2 separate regions of the Homo sapiens genome follow, and region 1 is linked to region 2. A link is an interaction called in ENCODE POLR2A ChIA-PET data of the cell type or tissue named here. Cell type or tissue: PC-3. All regions are shown on one strand.

The links. ChIA-PET counts read pairs that join two places held together with the same protein. Peaks named below come from ENCODE experiments on the same cell type or tissue, not always from the same donor. Only the 100,000 strongest peaks of a DNase experiment are listed, where the experiment ranks them.
Region 1: POLR2A ChIA-PET joins it to region 2 with 6 read pairs; 2 of 35 experiments call an interaction of 5 or more read pairs at or near these places.

Annotation. Positions count from the first base shown.
Region 1 is chr11:12,754,012-12,756,511 of GRCh38, reverse strand. All of the region lies in intron 2 of TEAD1 (TEA domain transcription factor 1), which reads right to left. Among named protein-coding and RNA genes, the nearest start is that of TEAD1, 81 kb to the right of the region's middle. RefSeq lists a silencer at 616-910. In PC-3, no CTCF peak of the experiment used is centred here; no DNase peak of the experiment used is centred here; H3K27ac peaks cover 806 bases.
Region 2 is chr11:12,875,780-12,878,279 of GRCh38, reverse strand. All of the region lies in intron 5 of TEAD1 (TEA domain transcription factor 1), which reads right to left. Among named protein-coding and RNA genes, the nearest start is that of TEAD1-AS1, 46 kb to the left of the region's middle. RefSeq lists an enhancer at 1,551-2,051. In PC-3, no CTCF peak of the experiment used is centred here; no DNase peak of the experiment used is centred here.

The DNA of each region.
Region 1 (2,500 bases), 120 kb after region 2:
ATGTAAAGTGGGTTGTGTTATTATTTTCCTACCATTTAAGACACTAGCCAACCTTGCTAACAAGTGGCCTGAGAAAAATACAAGTGAAGATTGGCAGCCTGGATTTTGTAGGCAACCACAGAAGAGATGGAAGCACAGAAAGTATGTCATTGTCAGAGACAGGGCAGAATTCTCAGGGAATGGGAATGCTGATGCTGAGAACTGAGGCAACATGTGCCACAACGACAGCAGCAGCCAGTGAGCCTTGGTGCCAATGCCAACAGGTTCCCTCTAATTTCAGCAGGGAGGAGTGGATAATTACTCCTTCTCGTTTTCAAAAATCACTTCCGTGTCAACAGAATCCCATCAACAAGCCAATATCTCTTCACCAAGCCCCAATGCTAAGCATCCCATTAGAGGACTTAGCATTACCCTCCTGAGAATCCCTGATTAATTCTCCGCTCCATCAGCCCTAAGTACTTGCCCAGGTGACAGCTCAAGAAAAGCTCTGATTGATTTCATGCTATGCAGCTCTGATGGGACCACTCTGCATTACCAGCCTTTAGGGGAATAGCCCACCCCATCCCCTTAATGAATCTGTTAGCCATTGAGAACAGAAATCCTGCCCCTTCCTTTCTCCCGTCACTACCACCAGTCAAGCTGATCATTGTTGTTCTTTATCAGTGGACTCCTTCAAAAGGACAAGGCCACAGACCCAGTTTCAGGCAATCTATCCTATCTGACCATTCCAAAGCAAAGACCTGATACCAAGACAGTGCATGCCCAAAGTGAGCGTGAACCAGAGGACATGACTCGTAGCCCAAGTCACTCCCACCCTGGGAAATGGACAACTTAACCTCGGGAAACACATTTCAACCCCAGAAACAGAAGCTTCTTTCCTGCTTTAAGAGAGCAAACGTCCCAACTGTTAGCAGTAAGGAGCTGTCAGTATTTCAAAAGGAAAACTCATAAGCCTTTTCCCAGGAGTAACAGTCAAAGAAAACCTTAAGACTAACTCCCCAATTCCAGTAGCCTGTGGAGTCAACATACACTTGGGGTAGACTAACCAACCATAATGCTTACTAAAAATAAAGAAAACACCAGGAAAACAACACTCCTTAGCCACTAACCTATGGATCACATCACTTTCTTAGTTGGTACGATTCACCATCCGATTATTATAACTCGGTATTTTAAATGACAATGAGCATAAAGTAAAAATCAAAAGTAGAAGTAAAAAGACATTAACATACAAGATAAATATAAGTATATACACCATTTCAAGAAGTCCCCTCAGCTGCATGACTGATGGAATGCCTAGAAATGGGTCTTATACCATTAGAAATGGCTCCCTAAGAGGGAAGTCTATAGGTAAATGCCTGGAGAGTCATCCCTGCTTACTAAAGGCCAGGTGAGACTCACCCAATGTTACACAGTCTGTTGACAGCCAACTTAAATGATATGTTGGCACTGGCCTCACTCCAGGTCCCAGCAGCAATCTGCCCAGATGCGGCCCCCTTGGCTGATTCAGAATTCTAATTGTGCTGCATCAGAAACGGCCCTCCCTACTTTGCATACAAAAGTAGTCCAGGGCCTTCTCCACCAGCTTCTATGACTTTGGATGCTTCTCTCATTCTGGCCATGCCCCATCTATCCTAAATTATTGAGACAGGCATTCTGGGGGTTGGGGAGAGAAGCAATAGGGAAATCCACACTTCACTCCTGATTGAGTCATAAGCCAATCAACAAGGAAAACCTGAATCAGGATGGCATTTTAAAGAGCTAAACTGCGAAGGCCAAGCCCTGCTCTGGTCCTTCAACCACAGCTCCTGACATTCAGTGCTCTCAGGATCTAATGGATCCAAATGGATTTCATCAGCACTCACATCAGGATCCAAAATCTAGGCTCTAACATGCCCAAAAGGAAAAAACTCTTTCCTGTCAACCTAAGGAACCAAAACCACAATTCATCACATTGTTTGCCTTCCCACTGTTTATATTTTCATTGTTTGTAACAGGCAGAAGTCTGATAGTCTCTAGACTATCAGAAATCAGGCTGTCACTTTCTCTTGTGTGGGTGTCAGATCTGGTCTGCCTTTACCCATTTCTAATGGATCTGAGCATACAGATCCTCAAAGCATACCCAAATCACACATGGATATTTCTAAGTCCCAAAACATGATCATAAAACTCCTCCGGGGCAGAGGCAGAGGCAGAGCCTGTGTGACCTCTACAACCTAGGACAGTGTCAAATAACATTGGGATGCTGGATAAAAGTGAGACAACATAAAACAACAAATAAAATGAACCTGTTTGAATAAATGCAGCTCTTGTGCAATCTTGAGGAAGAAAATCAAAGCTGAACGACTTAAACTGCCCAATATGAAACCTCAATGCAAAGCTTAGTCATTAATAGTATAGTACTGGCACAAAGATAATGAAAATAGGCCAAGGAATCAGATTAGAGAATCTAGAAACAAACTCATACACATACGTTCACTTGATTTGTAACAAAAGTGAC
Region 2 (2,500 bases):
TAAAAAATCAAAGCTCATGAACAACTGCTAAGGGCTTCTAAGAAAGATGTGCTAGGTGTTCCCAGGGTGTAGATACTACTTTGCCCTATAACTGTCAGGAAGACAATGTGAATTTCCAAAAAGCTTACATTAACCTTTGAAAAAGAGCCAATAAAGAAAAAGGGAAAGGGGAAGACCAGGTGTGGCTGCTCACACCTATAATCCCAGCACTTTGTGAGGCTGAGGTGGGAGGATTACTTGGGCCCAGGAGTTCAAGACCAGCCTGGGTTACATAGAGAGACCCTGTCTCCACACACACACACACAAAAAAAAAAATTAGCCAGGTGTGGTGGTGTACTTCTGTGGTTCCAGCTACTCAAGAGCCTGAGGTGGGAGGACTGTTTGAACCTGGGAGGTCAAGGCTGCAATGAGCTGTGTTCATCAAGCCACTGCACTCAAGCCTGGGCAGTAGAGCAAGACTCCATCAGAAAAAAAAAGAATGAAGGAGAAAAGGAAGGAAGAAAGGGAGGGTGGGAGGGAGAAAAGGGGAAGGAGGAAGGGAGGAAAAAAGGAAAGGGAGGGGAGGGGGGAAAAAGAAAACGGAGCCTAACACTTCCATTAATTTCTTCTTTTTTTTTTTTGAGATGGAGTTTCACTCTTGTTGCCCGGGCTGGAGTGCAGTGGCATGATCTCAGCTCATTGCAACCTCCGCTTCCCAGGTTCAAGTGATTCTCCTACCTCAGCCTCCTGAGTAGCTGGGATTACAGGCATATGCCACCATGCCCGGCTAATTTTTGTATTTGTCTTTTTAGTAGAGATGGGGTTTCACCATGTTGGCCAGGCTGGTCTCGAACTCCCGACCTCAGATGATCCACCCGCCTTGGCCTCCCAAAGTGCTGGGATTACAGGCGTAAGCCACCACGCCCAGCCACATTAATTTTTATGTCTTATATATTACTCTGGCTGTGACTGAAAAACTAAGGAGCCTCAAGTAACAGCTTTTCATGGATGCTCAAGGTCATTATGAACATCTGTAATGACACCTCCCGTGGCCGAGTGACACTCCAAGGGCCCTAGAAGCTGGCAGGATTCCTGGGCCTCAAAAGAACGGCCAGAGTGACTCAGAATGATCCTTTTGCTGCTGTTATCTCCTTCTTATCAGATGGCAGTTCTTCGACTTGGGGCTCCATTTGCTAATCTGTCAAATGTTCTAACCTAAAGCTAGCTTCCTCAACTAACCTTTTTTTTAAGATTTGAAACATGTCAGATACTGAGGATGCCAGAAAGAGGGCAAATCTTGAAGTGTATGGGATTTTATGATAAACTGACAAACTGGGCCCACACATGCAGACCTCAGTGCCAGGCAATCTACTGTTGGCTATTCTGTGGCTTTACCTGCTCCTCGCTTGTCCATCCCCTCAGAGGGTAGCCCATGAACAGAAACCATGGCCCTAGTCACACCAACTCCATTCCCCATCAACATCACCCTGACATCAATACGAATCCATTGGTTTCTCTTAGACCAGTCACTTTGGACTCCAGCCCCCAAGCCACTCAACCTCTACCAAGGGGGTTATAAATGCTCTCAAGGCAGATTTCTGAAACTGAGGTAATGGCTCAGGTATGACCACAGGTGCCTTCCTCAGCACAGAACAAGCCTTACAACTTCTCTGGGGCCCAGGCTAGGGGGATTGGAAAATGGCAGCACAGACGTCTTGCCTGCCTGACTGACACATCTGAGCAATAGCTACAAAAGAACTTGAGGGCTTGGCTCCATTCCAGAAGAACATCGTGGATCCTCTCACAGACCCGAAGAGTTCCACGTATTTGAAATTCTGCAGACAGAGGCACTTCTGCTTGCCCAAATACAGAATCTGTTTGTGCACACTTGGGTGGGGTGACTCATGAATTCTAAGTCCAGGTCCAAATGAGTTCCCTGCATCTCCACATCCCGCTTTATTGAGTTGCTTGAAATTTGCTAGGCTTATTAAAAATCATTTGAAATCTTCAAACAAGTTTGATATTCTTTTTTGAAACGGAAATCAGTCAGTGTGGAAAAGGAGAAAAGCACCTATCTTTGCTGTTTATGTCACACAGCTTCAGAACATGATCTTTTTCTTCTGTTAAAGTAAGGTTTGACTCTCTCATTACCCAGCATTCTACCAGGTACCTAAATGAAAACAGGAGTTCAAGAGCAGGAGAGCAAATCAATTGCTTTTATGACACCAACTTGCTCCAAGACTATAAAAGGTGTACCCACTGGGGTGTCCGGAGACCTGGCTTCAAACCTGTCCCTGCCTGACATTAATGAGCTGCATTATGTGGATCAAGTCATTTAATGACTTCGAAGTTTCTTTATTTATAAAATTAAAAGTTGCACATTACTGCCTAATGTCCTTCTGGGTTTAAAGGTATTTGTAGCTATGAGGGTAAATTCCATTATAAACAGATACTTTTCAATGCATATAGTCAAGGAAACTACTAGTGAGAAGACAGCAGGATGTTAAAATTTGGGCAGCTT